Regions from separate parts of the Homo sapiens genome. Here region 1 is linked to region 2. Evidence: chromatin contacts called from ENCODE Hi-C or POLR2A ChIA-PET data. All regions are on one chromosome and are shown on one strand. The core of a region is the stretch at or near the end of the contact, and the rest is flanking DNA. Distances in the headings are between cores, read along the strand shown. Region 1 overlaps PRDX6-AS1 (PRDX6 antisense RNA 1). Region 2 holds the start of RC3H1-DT (RC3H1 divergent transcript).

The links. Hi-C counts contacts between places; a loop is a spot of excess contacts on that map. ChIA-PET counts read pairs that join two places held with the same protein, here RNA polymerase II (POLR2A). Pooled maps may share reads with other maps.
Region 1: a map of gastrocnemius medialis shows a loop between it and region 2 (3-fold over the local background). The contact joins the enhancer-like site here to the promoter of RC3H1-DT in region 2. A Hi-C loop is called at or near these places in 5 of 168 maps with a recorded cell type or tissue (B cell, ascending aorta, chondrocyte and 2 more), 2 of 37 single-sample maps with no recorded cell type and 22 of 50 pooled maps. POLR2A ChIA-PET finds 5 or more read pairs at or near these places in 3 of 52 experiments (AG04450, GM10248 and WTC11).

The regions. Positions count from the first base shown.
Region 1 is chr1:173,427,167-173,432,677 of GRCh38, forward strand. The region is part of intron 1 of PRDX6-AS1 (PRDX6 antisense RNA 1); the gene reads right to left. All of the region lies in intron 2 of LOC100506023 (a long non-coding RNA gene), which reads right to left. It also overlaps a transcript of TNFSF4 not described here. Among named protein-coding and RNA genes, the nearest start is that of PRDX6-AS1, 31 kb to the right of the region's middle. RefSeq lists an enhancer at 4,104-4,398. Within about 2 kb of position 2,910, at least 34 of the 41 ENCODE cell types and tissues checked have a DNase peak (open chromatin) inside an H3K27ac peak, as active enhancers do; they include ascending aorta and gastrocnemius medialis, where a contact is called at or near this core.
Region 2 is chr1:174,019,988-174,025,686 of GRCh38, forward strand. RC3H1-DT (RC3H1 divergent transcript) reads left to right here and starts at 2,496. Exons shown (of 2, transcript NR_187284.1): 1 at 2,496-2,653; 2 at 2,796-3,203. It overlaps RC3H1 (ring finger and CCCH-type domains 1), which reads right to left and starts at 2,370. Exons shown (of 20, transcript NM_172071.4): 1 at 2,109-2,370. RefSeq lists enhancers at 996-1,115, 1,180-1,719 and silencers at 1,926-2,245, 2,356-2,605.

The DNA of each region.
Region 1 (5,511 bases), core at 1,660-4,159, 590 kb before region 2:
GTCTCATGGTCAATGGATTAGCACTTGAAACGTTAAAGGCTGTGGACAGATAACCTTTCAGAATAACTAATGGTTAGTCTACAGCTGTGGTTCTCAACCAGGGATGATTTTTCCCTACCCTCCCAAAGGATATTTGGCAATGTCTGGAGATACTTTTGATTGTCACAACTGGGGAGTGGCTGCTACTGGTATCTAGTGGGTAGAGACCAGGATGCTGCTAAACATTCCACAATGCACGGGAGAGCCCGCCCCCCCACTGACCCCACAACAAAGAATTAGCTGGTACAAAACTTCAATAGTGATGAAGTCAAGAAACCCTCTCTTACAGATTGCAACTAAGTTCAGAAACTACACTGACAGTGTAAAGAATGTCATCGGGAAAAAAGAGAGACATGAGATTTTTCTACCATGTATGAAGTCGTTTTGACAGAAAAATGAAACCTGACTCTGATAAGTCTCTAGAGTCAACTATAATCATGCATCCCTTAACGACAGCAATACATTCTGAGAAATGTGTTATTAGGTGATTTCATTGTGTAAATATCACAGAGTGTACTTACACAACCTGGATGGTATAATCTACTACACACTTAGGCTATATGGTACAGCCTATTGCTCCCAGACTACAAACCTGTACAGCATGTTACTGTACTGAAAACTGTAGGCGACTGTAACACAATAGTGTGTATTGCAACATATCTAAACATAGAAAAGGTAATGTGTTGTGCTACCATGTTACAATGGCTACATAACTAAGCAATGGGAATCTTTCAACTCCATTATAATCTTTTTTTTTTTTTTTTTGAGATAGAATCTTGCTTTGTTGCCCAAGCTGAAGTGGTGCGATCTTGGCTCACTGCAACCTTCACCTCCCAGGTTCAAGCGATTCCTGCCTCAGCCTCCCAAGCAGCTGGGATTACAGGCACCCGCCACCACACCCGGCTACTTTTTTTATTTTAGTAAAGACAATGTTTTGCCATGTTAGCCAGGCTGGTCTCCAACTCCTGGCCTCAAGTGATCCACCCGCCTCAGCCTCCCAAAGTGCTGGGATTACAGGCGTGAGCCACCACGCCCGACCTCTATTATAATCTTATGGGACTACCATCCATAATGGTTCATCGTTGACAGAATATTTTGTTATGAGGGGCATGACTGTACTAATTTACAAGAAACAGAAAATGGAGGATACTGTTACAGAGGACCACAGGCATCCAATCCATAAAAATCTACAGGACAAAGTACTCAGTTTTTCAACTGATTGCCAGGATAACAAAACAGAGAGGGACATGGAAGGGGAATCTATGGAATAAAAGATTTAAGAGAAAAAGGAACCAACTATAATATGTGCAGCTGATTTTTATCTTAATTCAAACAAGCTGTAAAAATTGTGCATATGCATTTATGAGATAATTATAAATTTAAATACTGACTAGTTTATGATATTAATGAATTATTGCTAATGTTAGTTGAATTTATTGTTTTGTGGTTACTTTTTAAAAAGGAATTATTATCTATAGAACTACATATTGAAATATTTGCAGATGAAATAACATATTGGCTGGGAGCAGTGGCTCATGCCTGTAATTCCAGCAATTTGGGAGGCCAAGGCAGGAGGATCACCTGAGGTCAGGAATTCGAGACCAGCCTGGCCAACATGGTGAAACCCCGTATCTACTAAAAATACAAAACTTGTGGCCAGGCATGGTGGCAGGTGCCTGTAATCCCAGCTATTCGGGAGTCTGAGGCAGGAGAATTTATTGAATCTGGGAGGCGGAGGTTGCAGTGAGCCGAGATTGTGCCACTGCACTCCAGCCTGGGTGACAGAGCAAGACTCTGTCTAAGGAAAAAAAAAAAGAAAGAAAGAAAGAAATAACATATCAAATTTGCTCCAAAATAATACAGGAGAGAGGATATGTGTAAAACAAAATCAGGCCACATGCTGCTAATTGTTAAAGCTGGACAAAAAGTACATGGGGACTTATTACACTATTATCTCTACTTGTATGTATCTTTGAAATTTTTTTCATGTTAAAACATTTCTTTAAAAAAAAAGAGTATTATGAAAGTATCTGGTTTCTACGAAAAATGATTATTTTTCCAAAAGAGAGAAAAGACTGGCCCCCCTCTTTCTTGTATTTCCTCACCTCTCCAAATAATCTGCTCACATTTGTCACACTTAGACATGTGCTCCCGACCCAAACAGAAAAGAAAAAGTAACCAGAATTCTTGTAGCATCTGTTAGGTGCTAAATAAGTAGAAAGAGTTCTAGTTTAAAATGTGTGACATTCACTTGTGAAGACAGAGAAGCTGAGAGGGGACCCCGTCCTTTGTTAGATGCTGCTCTGCTCATTCTCCATGGCTCTTGGAAACAAGAGCCCAAAGAGAAACTGGTCCTCAAGAGACAGATCCAAGACTGAGCACAGGCTACGCCACAACCTCCACCAGCTGTGGGAAAAGACCATGTGGGGTGTGAATGGCAGCACCCAGCACTGTGCCTGCCGCGTGGTGGCGCTTTATAAATGTTTGAGAAGGGAGAGAGGAAGTTGATTTAGTGGGTTTAGTTTTTAATTGGGTCTGAATAAAAGGTGAGCTTTTGCAATATCCTCTAATCCCCCTCATATATCCTTGTTGCAGAAGGAAAAGTTGAGTGAGAATGTAATTGCCAAGACCCCTTAAAGTGACATTGGTCATAGCAAATGTAGCAGCTTCCTGCCTTACTAAGAACTTTTAGGACGTGCTGGGCTGACGCTGTCAGCTGCTGCTTTGTAAAAATAAGCCCTATAATTAGATTGCTACTCCTTATGAAGCCCACTCAAGTGCTATCCTTTATTTTTAACCTTTATCACAGTCCTCAAGACAGAGTGTGTAGGGCCTCGCCCACAGCTGCTGAGTCAAACCCCAGCAGGCTCCACCCTTCCTGCTCCCAGCTGCATTCCGCTAAAAAAAGGCCTGCCAGCAGCCTACGCAATGGAACGCGGGGTCTAAGCACACAGACGGTTGCAGGGAATCTAATATCCAGGCAGCACTGAGAAAGAACAGCTGCGCCAAATTTGAATCTTCTTTATTTACTCAGCCAGGCAGCTAACACACACAAATAACATTGTTTCATCTTGAATGCACAGAATTCACAACTGCCTTCTTAGCTCACTCCTGTTGCTCAACAATCCTTTTTTACACTTGCATGTTTAATGTAAATAACTTTCACAGAGTCTTCCACTTTCTCTGTATCGATATTACGAACCTGTTGGCATAGTTAGTTGAGACAATAAACATTTAATAATCTTGTGGGTCAGGAGTGGGAATGCCAGAGGAATGCTTATAGCAAAGTCAAGGGAAAGTATTATAGGGCAAAGGGATGTAATGGGGATTTCATTATATTTTGTTGCTTTCTTTTTTGTTGCTTATAACTTGGTATTCACATTCTCTAACAGATTCTTTGAAAAAGTGTGTGCATAGCAAATAGGGCTCCATTTAAATGGACACATTAGGGTGAAGGGTCTATAGAGTTGTTCACTGCAGGAATTAATGTCATACTCTGTCTGCACAAATAATTGTATTAGGTGACAGGCAATACCAACGTTTATATAATTTGTGCTATATATAGCAGATGTAACTCAGAGGCTGTGTACTTAATCCTATAAAAATCTCAACATAAGACACTCTTCCTCCAGTGCCCACAGATCCCACAAACCCTTTGCATTCTAATTAAAGCTCTGCTGGGGTTAAGGCTAATTGGTAATAAAACCCAGGCCTGTGAGAAAGCCTTTCTGTAAAACAAAGAATCCATTTGTCATGCAAATAAGCAGCCTCCAAAGTGGTAAATTTGAATTTTGAATGTTCACCTGTTATCTTAACATTTCTTAGAATGTGGTTCAGCCAGTAATTGCTAGATCATTATTTTCCAGTTTTCCTCATTGCCATCCTTCAAAGAGCTAAAGGGCATGTTATTTGTATTGTTAAATTAATATTTTGTTGTTGTAGACCTAAAGTAAATGAATCACTGTAGTTGTCTTTGGTTTTCTTTGGAGAATGTGTTTGCATTCTAAATATTTTCCAATACAATAATTTCTTTGAGAAAATTTGTCGGTTTCCTTAAATAATAATCTTCAGGTTAGGCTTGAAATTCAAAAGTATGGTGGTTCCTTCCTGATGAAGGTCCTTAAAGGTCTTTACACTCCATTCTTGAGGAAGTTTCTGGGCACTAGAGGGCGCTCTCAGCACACTGGGACGGGATTTGTTAGTTGCACAGAATTAAGAGCCATGCGCTGATTGTTGGGCCTTGGGCCCTGCTGGGGGCCCAAAATCAGCCTGCAGAAAGAAGCCACCTCCGTGAGCCTGCATTGGCTCTCAACTGCAAAGTGCCAATTCATCTGCCTTCAGTGAACCAACTGACCAAACCAACTGCTGAGCTTTCTCCCCCAGGGGAAAGGCTGGCTGCTACAAAGATTCTTTTTTACTCATTTCTGAATAAAATATTTCATGGTCAACAATTGTTTTCACATGCACTACCTTGCCTGCTGTCCTTCACTGACAACATTTCAGGGTCTCGCAAGGCATGGAATACAATGCATGTTCAGGACTGCAACCTGATGGTGATGTGTAATGAAGTTTAGTGTTGGATTTCGATCTTGGCCAAATGGTGACTCCTTGGTGACAGGTCATGTGCTTACTTCCTCAGCAGATGAGTTCTCCTCCAGCCTCACTTGTGACCAATGATGTATCATGAACACAGGCTGGTGCTGAAGCTCAGTATGTAGCCCCCTTGGCTAGAATACACACTTGATAATAGTAGCAAAGTGAAATCAGCAGAGTGTAGCAATGCCCTGAGAGGACCTAAAAGAACTGGGTGAAGGAGGCCTTAAGGATTGACAACTAATACCTAATGGCTAAGACCTAAGAGGGTAGAAGCAGAAGAGGTCCTCCACAATTAGCATTTGGCACGTAATAATGTGAAGCAAGACACATCACTTCCTAGTAATATGCTATAAACAGGTGATAAAGGGCGAGGGGTTGCTCCCCAGTGAGGAATCCAGTCCAAACCCAGAGACCAGCTCACAGCCACCCGAGTCCAAAACAACTAGATCTTTGTTAGACAATTGCCATCCAAACCAGAGTGTTATGAAATGAATTGTGTACCTCCACCCTTCAAATTCATATGTTGAAGTCCTAATCCCCAATGTATTTGTATTTAGAAACAGAGCCTTTATGGAAATAATTAAAGATAAATGAGTTCATAAGGGTAGGGCCCTAATCCAGTAGGACTGGTGACCTTATAGAAAGAGAACGAGACACCAAAGATCTCTCTCCACAAACGCACACAGATGAAAGGCCTTGTCTATGTGAGCACACAGTGAGAAGGTTGCCTTACTAGAAACCAACCCTGCTGGCACCCTGATCTTGGACTTCTAGACTCTAGAACTGTAAGAAAATAATGTCTGTTGTTTAAGCCACCCAGTCTGTGTACATTCTTTTATGGCAACCCAAGCAGACTAATAAACAAGAGGTTATGGC
Region 2 (5,699 bases), core at 1,246-3,745:
TCATAACACAGCACATGAACCACTTAAAACTTACAACCTATAAATTACTACAATTGTTCTAATAGGTTTAGGGCCATACATAAATTTAAGTATCATTATAACACAGACTTTACTTGGAATCTGTGCTGACCTAACAAAATTAGCACAGAAAAAAAAAAAAAATCACAGATTTGAGCACCTGAAAAACGGTGTCCTTTCTGAAATATCTGCAAAAAAGTCACAACATCAGGAGCCATAGAAAGTTGTTATTTCTCCATCATTCAAAAAATCAAAACATCTCCAACATTATTTATGCTAAGCATAAAATGAAGGTCAGTATTGATATTCATTCACTATACTTCAAATCCTAAACAAGAAAATTCAACCTTTATGTTTATTCAATTGCTAATCTATTCAGTGTCAATTGTTGTGGAAGAACTAAGAACTAGACTAGTGCTGCTTATAATGTTTTTAATTAGAACAGACTTGGACCAATTCTACTTAGAAATTTACCCTTAGAAGAGGTGAAAGATATTAACTGGCATCTTTTCAGCACAGGTCAGTGCTGAAAAGAACACAACCTATAACCCTTAGGCCTTGCAGTTGAATGTTAACAAGTGAAAAGCAATCTCCTTGGATGTATCCAAGCGATTTTAATATAAATTTCTGCATACCTAGGTAGAAAGTACTTTAGAAATAAATCTACCTTTTCCCTCACTTGTAAGAAAATGTGGTAGAAGCCTTGAAAAATTAAGTTTAAGGCTGAGCGAGGTGGCTCACGCCTGTAATCCAAGCACTTTGGGAGGCGGAGGAGGGCAGATGACTTGAGGTCAGGAGTTCCAGACCAGCCTGGCCAACATGGTGAAACCCCGTCTCTACTAAAAATACAAAAATCAGCCGGGCATGGTGGCGGGCGCCTGTAATCCCAGCTACTCCGGATGGTGAGGCAGGAGAATCGCTTGAATCCGGGAGGTGGAGGCTGTAGTGAGCCGAGATTGTGCCACTGCAATCCAGCCTGGGTGACAGAGCAAGACTCCGTCGCAAAACAAAACAAAAACGAAATCAAATTTCAAACTCAGAGAAAAGACTGGTCTTGAACAATTTCAGGAAAAATTACTGAAACACGAGACAAGGCACAAGAAGCTCTATGGCCGGAGATGAACCACCTGTCTCCTTTCGAAGTGCTTCCTGAGGTCCACTTTATGCTAGTTAATGTTGCTTCTTATACTGCATGTTAGTAATTCAAAACGCCTAGCTGGAATAAAAGTCCTCTTTAAACATTACAGTTTGTCTCCGCGTTGCCAGTGTTTGTTTCCAGTTTCATAGGCTATTCTGGTATGTCAAGAGTTGTGTTATTACTGTTCCAAAAGAGCCCTTGTTTCAATCCACTCTCACCTGGGATGCGGGCATAACTGATGTTTATAGAACTGATACTTAGAGATGTTTAGAGAGGCGCATCCCTTACCACTCCATCCTTTACCGATAACCACATTTTATATGTTTTTGTTGCATTTAAGTTTTTTGTTTTTTTTTTTTAAAGACACCTGCACACACACAATTTTCCCATCGCCAGCAGGGAGAAGACTACCAGGCTAGATCTCCAGGGACTTCAGGGAAACAGACACCGTGAAATCCACTTGGCCAAAGAAGGGGAGCGCTTCAGGGGCTGGGGGAGGAAGCAGCCCTGAGGTGCTGGGAGGCCGAGGCGGCGCCTGTTTACAGACGCCTTCGCCCTCCCCCACCCCCACAGACTAGGGGTCCAAAAAGCAGTTCCCGTGCGCATTCCCCGCCTGGCCCAGGCCCTGGGAGTACCACAGGAGCCAGGTAGCCCTTTCGCCCCCTCCCTCTCGTCCGAGCCTCCCTTCGTCCTCCTCTCGGCCTACCTACCCCGACAGGCCCTACAGGCGGCATGCAGAGGCCTGAGGCCTAAAGGACGCCGGCCACTGACAAGCCCCAGAACAGCCGGCGGGGGCCCTGAGGAGCCTGGGGCCGGCCGGGCTGCCGCTGCCGCGGAGGAGCAGAGGGCGGGCGAGGACAAACCCTTCCCGACCACAGCTGCCTATTGTTCCCGACTGAGGCCCCGGCCGCGGCAGCCCCGCTCCCCAAGTCGCCGCCCGCCGCTCGCTCACCGCGCTGGTCCGAGCAGCAGCTCCTCTCAGCTCCGAGTCCCCGCGGCCGTCGCCACCGCCGCGGCAGCCGCCGCCGCCGCCGAGGCCACCGTTGACTCTGATTCTGTCCCAGGCCGCCGGGCCACGGCTGCCGCCGCCACCGCCAGCACCGCCTCCGGCCTCCCACCTGCTGCTGCTGAGGCTGCTCCTGCAGCAGGGGCCATCTTGTTGCTCGGCCTCCTCTTCCTCCTCCTCGTCCTCCGCCGCCCAGTCGCTCGTTGTCCTCGTCCCCTTCCTCTTCCTCAGGCTCCGGCCCGCCCCGGAGACTGGGGCGGAGACGAGGGCGAGGATCCTCCCTCAGGAGGCGGGGCGGGCGGAGGGGAGGGGCGGGCGCGGGAGCAAAGCTCTGAGTCACCGGCCACCAACGCCCGGAGGGAGACCGGCGACGCTCTCCGCCGCGACCGAAAGTCTCACACGCCCTGAGCAGATGAACCGGTCCCTCGGTCCGGTCTGCCCTCCCGCACCGGCGCCTTTGGGCTCAGCGGGCCAGTGGCCAGATGGCGAGAGTAAATTGGGGGAATTTCTTTCGTTTCCATCGAACCCCACACTACGTCTACTCTTTCGGCTTTCTCAGCCGTTGTCCCCCAACTCTTGTTTCTTTTTCACGTCTTGTCCCCCACCCCATTTTTCTTCTTCCATATTATCCAGGTTCTGGATCTCATCAGCTTTGTCCTCGTCACCCCTCTGGGAGTTCAGCCTCCTAAGGCTGTGAAACAGCCCAAAAGGCCCGGACACGCTACTCCAAAACGTCTCTCCTGGGCTGTGTGAACAATAAGAGCTATTTGGGGACGACAGGAAAAGATATGGCCCATAGAAGGGCTCCTGAAATCTAACCTTGCGACTCTTTAAAAGTTTCTTGTCCCTTGTGGAAAAGGTGCCGTTTTGGTTTTGGGGAATGGGAGGTCCCTTCAGACAATTCATTTTAGCCAAACCCTCGCTTTTGAGAAGGGGAAGAAATGGGATTATTGTAACACCATACAGTACTAATTTCAAAATAAATCATCTAGAATAGAGGAGAGAGAGAGTCCCCAAATAAACAACCATTTAATACCTCTACTCGGCGCTATCACCTTTTTTGCTTCAGGATTTGACCAAGAGAGCAGAGATTATGTTTTTCTGTCCTTTCTTCACTGTTTACATCACAGTACCCCAAGAGAAGCACTTCTGCCTTTAACTTGATACATTGGAATCGCTATCACAGATAGTGTTTTTGTATTATTTTTAAGAAATATCACACACCTTCCTAAACTCTTGGCAGAGAAGAATTCTTTTTAGTTGTTAGCACCCTCCTGCTACTGAGATCTCAGCTTCTGTTTAGAAGACCTATTGTTGTCTTTCCACTGATTGGAATTTGCTGCCTCTGAACTGGGTTTAATCTGTAATCGTCTTTTCAGCCTACTAAATAGTAACCCCAGTCCTACAGAGAGTGAATTTCTAGCTACCACAGGGGGATTTAGGTTAGCATGTGCCAATCTAAAGGGATCTCTTAAAGCCTTTCCCTTCTCAGACCAGGCCTCTGTACCCTGCTAGGAAAAACAGATTAATCTGCTCCTCCTGCTTTTCCTCCTCCTCCCTTCTTCTCACTCCTAGGGAACCTTCCACAACAGAAGGTTTTAGCGACTGTTGCTAGGCAAACATGCCAACTTCCTTGTTTAGGTGAAGCGAGTAACTCAACTTCCATTGCAAGTAACCTAGATAATGTAATTTCTTTGAACTATTAATAGTTATACCACAGTTGGTAAGGCTCCTTAAAGGTTCCCTTAAGCAGTATGATTTTTACGTTGTTTATTTTTATCTCGTCAATATTTCAATTAAAAATACGTTAAAGGACAGATAGATGCAGTGGCTCACGCCTGTAATCCCAACATTTTAGGAGGCTGAGGGGGGCGGATCACCTGAGGTCCGGAGCCTGACCAACGTGGAGAAACCCCATCTCTACTAAAAATACAAAAATTAGCCAGGTGTGGTGGCGTGCACCTATAGTCCTAGCTACTCGGGAGGCTGAGGCAGGAGAATCACTTGAACCTGGGAGGTGGAGGTTGTAGTGAGCCGAGATCACGCCATTGCACTCCAGTCTGGGCAAAAAGAGCTAAACTCTGTCTCAAAAAAAAAAAAAAAAAAAAAAAAAAAGTTAAAAATGGCGGCGCTTCCCCAAACCCAAATTCATTTTAGTGATATAAAGATGCATTTGACAGAAAAAGAAGAGCAGCTTTGAAGAAAACACTTATGCTTACAATAAAAAATAAAAAACTAATCTGTGAGAAGTCATATGTTTTCAACTCCCCAGTCAGACTAGAAGTGTAAGATACAGGGGATAAGGCCGGGAGCGGTGGCTCACGCTTGTAATCCCAGCACTTTGGGAGGCCGAGGCAGGCAGATCACGAGGTCAGGAGATGCAGACTATTCTGGCCAACATGGTGAAACCCCGTCTCTACCAAAAATACAAAAAGCCCGGCGTGGTGGCGCGCGCCTATAGTCCCAGCTACTCAGGAGACAGAGGCAGGAGAATCACTTGAACCTGAGAGGCAGAGGCTGCAGTGAGCCAAGATTGTACCACTGCACTCCAGCCTGGATGACAGCAAGACTCGGTCTTGGCAGAGCATTGTGGCCCACGCCTGTAATCCCAGCACTTTGGGAGGCTGAGGAGGGTGGCTCTCCTAAGGTCAGGAGTTCAAGACCAGCTTGGCCAACATGGTGAAACCCCGTCTCTACTAAAAATACAAAAAAATTAGCTGGGCGTGGTGGCAGGCACCTGTAATCCCATCTACTAGGGAGGCTGAGGCAGGAGAATCCTTTGAACCTGGGAGGCGGAGGTTGCAGTGAGCCGAGATCGTGCCATTGCACTCCAGCCTGGGCAACAAGAATGAAACTCCGTCTCAAAAAAAACACCAAAAATTAGCTGGGCATGGTGGTGCACGCTTGTAATCCCAGCTACTTGGGAGGCTGAGACAGGAGAATCGCTTGAACCTGGTAGGTGGAGGTTACAGTGAGCCGAGATCACGCCACTGCACTCCAGCCTGGCGACAGAGCAAGACTCCATCTCAAAAAAGAAAAAAAGAAAAAAAAAAGATACAGAGGATAATTTATCTCTTGAAATTGAGTCTATTTAAAATAAAGATAATATGAATATTCAGCAAGGGGGAAAAAAGATATTCTGGGTTTTATTCCTAAATTAACAATTATTTGAAAATTTAGCTAGGGAAATAAGCTTTTTTTAAAAATTTTATTTAAAATGTTTTTACTCTTGTTAGAGTATTGAGATTTGTTGTGAATTAATACAAATAAGATTAAATGAGGCTGAGCATGGCAGCTCATGCCTGTAATCCTAGCATTTTAGGAGGCTGAGGCAGGAGGATTGCTTGAGGCCAAGAGTTCAAGACCACCTGGCCAACATAGAAGACCTTGTCTCCATTTAATTAAAAAAAAATTTTTATAAAAGATTAATGACGCCAGGCAAGGTGGCTCACATCTGTAATCCCAGAACTTTGGGAGGCCGAGGCAGGCGGATCACCTGAGGCCAGGAGTTCGAGCCCAGCCTGGCCAACATGGCAA